Linked DNA regions of Homo sapiens: region 1 is linked to region 2. Evidence: read pairs that join two places in POLR2A ChIA-PET (ENCODE). Cell type or tissue: PC-3. All regions are shown on one strand. Links, peaks and the distances in the headings refer to the core of each region. The heading gives the core; the rest is flanking DNA.

What was found. ChIA-PET counts read pairs that join two places held together with the same protein. Peaks named below come from ENCODE experiments on the same cell type or tissue, not always from the same donor. Only the 100,000 strongest peaks of a DNase experiment are listed, where the experiment ranks them.
Region 1: POLR2A ChIA-PET joins it to region 2 with 8 read pairs; 3 of 35 experiments call an interaction of 5 or more read pairs at or near these places.

Annotation. Positions count from the first base shown.
Region 1 is chr2:11,122,813-11,127,202 of GRCh38, forward strand. FLJ33534 (Putative uncharacterized protein FLJ33534) reads right to left here. Exons shown (of 9, transcript NR_040080.1): 4 at 1,771-1,973; 5 at 340-477. Among named protein-coding and RNA genes, the nearest start is that of FLJ33534, 7.2 kb to the right of the region's middle. In PC-3, for the core only: a CTCF peak has its summit at 1,854 (motif pointing left); a DNase peak (open chromatin) is centred at 1,859.
Region 2 is chr2:11,002,002-11,006,391 of GRCh38, forward strand. No RefSeq gene overlaps it. Among named protein-coding and RNA genes, the nearest start is that of KCNF1, 92 kb to the left of the region's middle. In PC-3, for the core only: no CTCF peak of the experiment used is centred there; a DNase peak (open chromatin) is centred at 2,420.

The DNA.
Region 1 (4,390 bases), core at 169-4,168, 120 kb after region 2:
CTGTGCTCCAGCCACAGGCACCCTGTCCAGATCCCTCCCCCATCTCCATACCTTCGCCCATGCTGTTCCCCCACCTGGCATGCTGGCACCCTCCTCCCCACCCCCACCCCAATCCAGCCACCTGCAAACTCCTCCAAGTTCCAGCTCAAGCCTTTATCCCCTTGGAAGCTTCCCAGAGAGGCTCAGACAGAAAAGACACAGCCAACTTACTATTCAGTGAGCCTCTCTCCCTGTCAGGGATACGAGGAAGGCCTGTCACTGAGACCCTACGATCCTGCCCAGCAGGGCTGCCACTCTCCAGCCCACTGTGGCACTCATATTGAGGACAGGGTCACATACCTGGTAATTATAACTTCAAGTCTATTTAACCATATGCCAGGCACTGTGCCAGGAGCCTTGCGTGGATCAACTCATCCAATCCTCACCCTCAGCCTAGAACTCGGAGGGCACAGAAGAGGCACAGCCACAAGGCTGCTGCTGCAAAGGACGACACAGGCAAATGCAGGTTGGAATAGGTGAAAGGGTCTCTCAAGGAAATGAGCTGGAGTCGGGCCTGGAAGAGCAGCAGAACATGCTCCTGGCCCTGCCACACACCTGGGTCCCAGAGCTACATGGAGCTGGCTGCCACCCCTGTCTGCAACCCTGGCCATCCCCGCAGGACGCCTGACAACTTCCTTACCCTGGCCTGCTGGCTAGAAACACCCGCCAGGCAGATGGCCTTTCTGACTGGCCTTCTCCTGGCTACTGCAGCCTCACCGGAGGGCCAGGGCCAGGGCCAGGGCCAGGCCAGGGGTGGCTCCTGCCTCAGCAGGACAGGGCAGCTCCAAAGGTGGGCTCTGCACCAGGGTCTCCCCTGAGCCAGGCAGGGGCTCCCCACGGGAGACAGTGCCAACCGCACAGGCCAGGGGTGCAAATTGAGGCTGGGGAAGGAGAGGCTGATCTCCTGGTGATCAGGGGGGCAGCACCAGCCTCAGCCATGCAGGTGTGAATTCCTCCCCACAGCCTGAGATCAGTGCCTCACCCCCGCCCTCTCTCCCCAGGCTCCCCGCTGGATTGCCCCTGCCTGACACCCCATGCTGGCAACCAGAGGCTGATTCTGCCCGACTGCCTCCAGCTCCTCGAGTGTTCAGCCTGGGTTCCAGAGGGAGGCCATACAGCCCCGTCAGAGACCACCAGGGAAGTATCACAGACCGCAGCCAGCGGGTGAGCTCAGCTGGGAGTTTGCACCAAGCCTGGCTCCGGAGTGTGGCCTGACTGACGCAGGCTGGGACCACCCTACATGGGCCGGCAGGTGTGGGTACGTCCTGGGGCTCAGAGAGGGGCTTGGAAGGCCAAAGGCAAGGCGGCCGGACCCGTTATCGCAGCACATAGCATCCCCTTGACTTGCTGGGAGAAGCTTGCGCCCTCATAGTTAGCAATTCCATGGCCACTGGAGGCCAGAGTGGGAGCTGGGAGGCTCTGGACACCATAGCTTTGGGCCCCCCGGCCCTCTCGGGCTGGTGTTCACCTGTAAATGCTGCTTCCGCTGTTCAAGCGCTGATGCTCCTCGTCGCTCACGGGTGAACAGCTGCTGCCCACCTCCAAGACCCCCCGCACCCTGCACGGCAGGTGACCTCTTGCGTCCCTTCTGGGCCCTCCCTGTGGATTTAGAATGTCGCACCTGCCTGCCGAGGCTCACAGCTGGGTTCCTTTCACAGACACCGTATCCGGACAATCCATTTGTTCTGTCTTTAATCAGAAATGGCCATAGCGAACTACCGTGCGTCCAACCTGAGACACCTGGGGATGGTGGAGCCAGGGGAGATGCCGCGGGCCTGAAGGAGGATGCGAAGCTCCAGGGTGCCCCCTGCTGCCTCCGGAGCGTGCTGCAGTCATGGCCGACGTGGACCTGGCAACCTGCTCCGATCTTCAGAAATATTATCCACGAGACCTGCTTTCTCCCATAATGCATTCGGCTGGCCACCCATGGGAAGCTACAGAATAAAGAACATAAAGACATGCTCCAGAATATGTTCCCAATGCTTAAAATTCCCCCAACTCCCAGGAATCTAGAGTCTTTGAAATATAGATCATTGAGTATCTTTTTGATAACCGAAGTAAAACTGTTTATGTGAGATGCTTTTTCTCTGCAAATAACAACTGAAGAAGAGGCCAGAAACTATAGTCAGAAGGGATTCTGGTCCTGGGGGTCCATTTCTTGCCTGTGCGGTCTAGGTGGGTTGTGGTCTTCCAGTTTCTGCCCCTAAATCCACATGTGATCGGCTCCACTTCACAAGGCCGTCACAACACTTCACAAGAGAAATGCAAGAAAGCACACTTTTCAAGCAGTGTACACAGTTGCTGTTTTTAATGCCATTATCCATCAGGGAATTTCTCACTTGTCTCCCAGAGGCTCGAGTGGATTGAAAATATAAGGTCTATTTAATGAAAATTATCAAGGAAGTTCCTGGGGAAAAATCCTTAGGCGTAGTCAAGTATTAGTCAAACCACAGCTCTGCAGTTCCAATAAAGCACAGACTTTAGAAGTTGTATGAGTGAATTCCATGCAAGGCCTGCCACTTATTGCCTGGGTCCCTGGACAAGACACTCAGCCTCTTGAAGACTTTGTTTTCTCATCCATAAAATGGAGCTAATACTGTTCACCGAATGAGGTGAGGTGAGGACTGGAAATAATGCCTGACGTACAGTGGGGGCTGAATACAAGGTTGGTTCTTTTTTTTAAGATGGAGTCTCGCTCTGTCACTCAGGCTGGAGTGCACTGGCATGATCTCAGCTCACTTCAACCTCCACCTCGAGGTTTCAAGTGATTCTCCTGCCTCAGCCTCCCAAGTAGATGGGATCACAGGCTCGTGCCTACCCACACCCAGCTAATTTTTGTATTTTTAGTAGAGATGTGGTTTTGCCATGTTGGCCAGGCTGGTCTCAAACTCCCGACCTCAGGTGATCTACCCACCTCAGCCTCCCAAAGGGCTGGCAGGAATTACAGGTGCGAGCCACTGTGCCTGGCCATACAAGGTCGGTTTTATCCCTTAATAGATCCCAGAAGGAATTCAAATCTGTATAATCTGTGATTGGTTGAATTGTGCTTCTCAAAATTTGCATTGAAGTGCTAATCCCCAGCACCCCAGAATGTGACCTTATTTGGAACCAGGGTCATTGCCGATGTGATGAGTTCGGATGAGGTCATACTGGAGTAGGGTGGGCTGAGATCCAGTATGAATGTGCCCTCATAAAACAGGAGAAATTTAGACAGAGACACACAAAGAAACAACACCATGTGAAGATGAAGGCAGAGATTAGGGTGATGCTTCTGCACACCAAGGAACATGGAAGATTGCCAGGAAGGTCCCAAAAGTGGGGTAAGGGGCCTGGCACAGATTCTCCCTCACTGTCTCAGAAGGAATGAACCCCACCGACCCCTCTTCTCAGACCTCTGACCTCCAGCACTGTGACACGCTCCATTTCTCTTGTTTAGCCACCCAGTTCATGGCATTGTGTTAGGGCAGCTCTGGCAAACTAATACATAATCCAAGAGAGACTGTCATAGATTTACTATCTTTACTGTTGAATAATCCTTACCAATGGGCCCAGGCCGGGCATGGTGGCTCACGCCTGTAATCCCAGTACTTTGGGTGGCCAAGCAGGGTGGATCGCTTGAGCCCAGGAGTTTGAGACCAACCTGGGTAACATAGCGAGAGTCCATTGCTACAGAAGAATAAACAAAATTAGCTGGGTGCGGTGGTACACACCTGTGGTCCCAGTTACTCAGGGCACTGAGGTGGGAAGATCACGGGGCGCAGGAGGCTGCAGTCAGTCGTGATGGTGCCACTGCACTCCAGCCTGGACGATAGAGGGAGAGCCTGTCTCAAAAAAAAAAAAAAAGCCCAGGAAGGTAGGGTCAGAGCCTAGACAAGAACCCAGTTCTCTGGATTCTCAATTCTGTGCTCTCTGCACTACCCCTGACAATCATATCTTAGGCGTTAACATGATTGACCAGGTGCAGTGGCTCACACCTATAATCCTAGCACTCTGGGAAGTCAAGGTGGGCAGATTGCTTGAGCCCAAGAGTTTGAGATCAGCCTGGGCAACACAGTGAGACCCTGTCTCTACAAGAAAACACAAAAACTACCCAGGCATGGTGGCGCATGCCTGTAGTCCCAGCTACTTGGGAGGCTGAGGTGGGAGGATTGCTGAACCCTGGAGTTGGAGGCTGCAGGGAGCCAAGATCATGCCACTGCATTCCGGTCTACTCCCTAAAGATATGCAGTAGACACGGGAGGAAGCACGTCCGTTCAGACTTTTCTCATGCATTCAACTCATATTATAATAACAACACCAGAATCAGACTGCATATACCACTTTGCAACACGTTTTGTTATTGTTGTTTTAT
Region 2 (4,390 bases), core at 140-4,139:
CACTGTCTGGCACTCCCTAGTGAGATGAACCCGGTACCTCAGATGGAAATGCAGAAATCACCCGTCTTCTGCGTTGCTCACGCTGGGAGCTGTAGACCGGAGCTGTTCCTATTCGGCCATCTTGGCTCCTCCTCCCCAGTATGGTTTCTTATGTGTTATTCATGTCCTCCCACCGGTCTGTAAACCAAATGGCAAAATAACATAATTTCCCTCCTGTTTGTAAGTTTCCCATTTCTTTTAAGCTTATTGATAGCTCTTGTTCTTTCTTTTGTAGTTTTATATAAAAGTTAAAAAAATACAAATATCTCTTTCATGCCATTATTATCAGGAAAAGTTGTGAGACTTCAAAGGCTTTAGGCCAAAAGAAAGAAAAGAAGCTGAATCCATCCTTAACTTTTGGAATAATCAGTTCCCAGTTAATGTGCTCAAGAATTTCCTGATTAAATGTGAACAGAGAGCACCAGCACCCACCCAGAGGACTCCTCGCATTAGAGCCGCCCCATCCTCAGCATCATCCATCATCCCACCCTCACAGAGCTCATCTCAGAGACCAGGGGCAGTGGCAAGATCCCGGGCAGAGGTCCTGAGCCCCAATGAGCTTGGTGTGTTCCAGCACAGAGGGAAGACTCCTGTGCAGAAAGGGAGTGAGGAAGGGGAGAGTGGGAAGAGGTGAGGAGGAGAGGAGGGAAGGGGCTGGTCTCACAGGGACACAAGAGCCCAGTTTGGGGTTCAGCAAAGCAGATGCATGGTTTGGAGCACAGGATAATAACCACTGTGGCAGCTGTGCAGAGAATGGGTCAGGAAGAGGGTGATGAGGCTCTTGCAGTGACCTGGGGAGAGATCAAGGCAGTCTTTAGCTGGTTATTTGATTACTTAAGGTGGGCTCATGGCAGTAGATATGGGAAATGTCATCTTCTCAAGAAGGAACTGACGGGATGCTGATGGGCTGGGCAGATGAGTAGAGGGAAAGCGAAATGAAGGGCACTGCCGAGGTCTCTGCCCGGCACTCTGCGTGGACATTGATGCCATCTGCAAAGGCAGGGGAGACTGGGAGAGACACGATGTGGGAGCTGCCAGGTAGGCTGCAGGGCACACAACATCTGAACCTCAGGAGAGTGGGGCAATCATCCCCATTGCATCAGACCATTGTGGCAGGCACCCCTAGAGCCAGCTAAATACCTAGTCTCATCATTTTACTTACTAAAAGAGCCTTGACCAGGGACGTCCAGGTGACATGGTATTCACTGTGGATTGAATTATGTTCTCCAAGAATGCAGGTTATATAGGGACCTGTGACTATGACCAGGTACCCAGGTACCTGTGACTCTGACCTCCTTTGGAAATAGGGTCGCTACAGTTGTGATTAGGTAAGATAGGGTCCTCCTGGAATAGAGTGGGCCCTGATCCAATATGACTTGTGTCTTTCTAGAAAAGAGAAGAGACACAGAAACTGGAATAGGATGAAGGCCATGTGAAGACAAAGGCAGAGATTGGAGTGATGGATCCACTAGCCAAGGAACCCCAAGGATGGCCGCCCACCACCAGAACCTGGAGAGGCAGGAAGGATCCTCCCCAGAGCTTCAGAGGGACCAGGGCACTGCTGACATCTTGACTTTAGACTTCTGGCCTCCAGAACTGTGAGAGAATCCATTTCTGGTGTTTAAAGCTACCCAGTTTGTGGTGCTTTGTTTTTGGAAACCAATACAGTGTCAAACAATGAAATATAAGCTCATATCCATGCAGGCATCCCTTCCCTTATTGAAAGGGCAGCTCTCAGACCCTTGTGCTCCCCTTTCTACCTGCCTGGGACATGTACAAACAGCAGCAAGTGTGGGGGCCACCAAAGCCAACAGCCCAAACACAGCAGGGCAGAAACACAGGACACAGCCTCCAAAATGTTTACCCTGCATAAGAGCCAAACAGTACGATCTCCAAATTTACACAGCCTGACATTTCTGTCAGACATCAAGGTAACAAGTTAGAGTTGCTGGCATCTCTTCCCAAAGAAATGAAAGAGGACATCACTTGAAATCAATAAGAATAAACCAGGATGCTTGTTATTATTTTAAAGAAAGCCATGCCGTAAAATCACAATAGACCAATTAAAGTCACTATCAGGAAACAGAAGAATAATCAGCACAGAGAAAATAAAATCCAGATTACAGTGAAGTGGATGATTCTGGGGGAAAAAAAAAGAACCAAGGCTGGGCACAGAGAAGGTTCAGAGAGTCTGTGATAAAATTTGCAATCAGAGTCTGCACCAACACAGTGTCTCATAAAACTTTTAAACCAAGTGAAAAGACTGAATATTCAGCAATCACCAAGCAGGAAAGACATGTTACAGTGACAGGTATGACTCATAGCTGCTTTTGATTTCTCCAATGCTCTCACTTCCCAAAGACAAAAGAATCACATCTATAGGCCTCAGCTCTGCAGAAAGGATATGCTCTGAGAATTAGTTACTCAACAAGTTGTCATCCCCATCTGAGGCTACACAAAGGCGCTTTCAGATCCACAGAATGTCCTTGTATGGCTTGTGAATCCATATCTCAGAGCCCGTAATAGACTCTGTTGCGTACAAGAACCTAATACACACTAAAATAAGCAGCACCAAACACTAGGGAAAAAAAAGTTATTCATTAAATTAAGTTAGGTTGATTTCATAGGGATTTGGAAATTCATTTAGAGTCACATTTACATTATGCTCCAGAATAGACTCCAGATGCTTGAAGGAGTTAAATCGTTTTAAATATGTGAAATTAGAGGGGAACTGGTTAAAATTAAATCTGAGTATTTACCTCAACTTCTAAGAGAGGCAAGCTTCTTCAAAATGGAATCAACAGAAGAAATTTCAGTGAAAAAGAGCATTTGGCTATTTCGCTGAAAATTAAAATCAGCAAAACCCAACAAACCTAAAATTTAAAATCATAAGAAACTATAATGTGTTAGGCACATATCAAGCGTCAGGTGTGGCACTAGGCACTTCCATGACCTCCCATTTCATCTTTGAGGCAGCCCCAGGAGGAGGCACCGTGACCCTATTGCACTCGTGAGGGAGAGGGGGCTGTGAGCCTCCCAGAGCCAGGTTTCCCCTGGGTCAGTCAGACACCGAACCCTAGTCCATCCTGTGTGAACAGAAGAGGCAGGAACTAGGGGGAGATGCATTTAACATTTGTGAAAGCTTATTACAATAAATTAGAGGATCACCAAGATATTCCAATCATGAGGAGGTAAAGGGTCCACACGTGACAATTCCTGTAGCACAGGTGCCATAAGCAGCCGGACAGAGGGGGCTTCCTGAGAGCCCCCAACCCAACATGCCTGGGGAGGGGTCTCTGGGAGGTCTGACCACTCTCAGGGCCACAGAACTCAAAAGAGAGCTGAGAGAGGCTCAGGAGACACCCCAAAAGGCCACAGTGCCCCCTGAGATGAGGCCTGGCCCCTGGGCAGGCAAGACAGTGTCCGGCAGACACCACCTGGGTGACCTGAGTGAAGCATGTGGATCTATCTTCAAAATAAGAGCTGTTGGGAGGGTTAAACGAAGCCACGGATGACAAGTGCCCAGCACCTGGTAGGTGCTCCAGGGCTCTGTCCCGGTTCCCAGCCCTCCTGGCACCTCCTTTGTGTGGAGCTGGAGGAGACCAAGGCATGCACGCAAGGAGCTTGTGACAAAGCTGTTGAAGCAGTGATGGAGGAAAGGGGACAGGGATATGATCTAGTGATCAGGAAGCTGCGTCTACTTCTAGGCTGCAGGTGTGAAGGGGGTTGTGGGGTGGGGGTGCTGTGTAGTGATAAGAAGGCCATCAGTACCCCGGCTGGAGGCAACAGCCCACGCATGCACACCTGCGCCCACCTTCTAGTCTGGTGCAGGGGTCTCCCTCGGCTACTCTAGCTAGAACCTGGCCAGCAAGGGAGCAGGGGTATATGTGGCTTCTAGGCTTCTAGCCTCAGCAGTGTGTGGTAGGCAAATAAGGACTCCTCTAAAGATATCTACATCCTAATCCCCAGAACCTGTGGATAGGCTGGGTCACACTGCAAGAGGGAATGAAGGCTGCAGATAGAATGAAGCTTTCTAATCACCTGACTTTAAAGTAGGGAGATTATGCTGGATTATCTGTATGAATCCTATATCCTTGAAAGTGGATGAGGAAATCAGAAGAGAGCCATCAGAGAGCAACACGAGAACTCATCCAACACCATCGGCCTTGAGGCTGGAGGAAGGGAGATGAGCAAGTGCGTCCAGAAGCTGCAAACGGTGAGGCTCCCACTCTCCCCTGCAGCCTCCAGGGAGGGATGCGCGTTGATTTGAGCCCAGTGAGATGTGTGCTGGATTTCTACTCTACAGAACTGTAAGCTAGTCACTTTGTGTTGTTCCAAGCCACTACGTCTG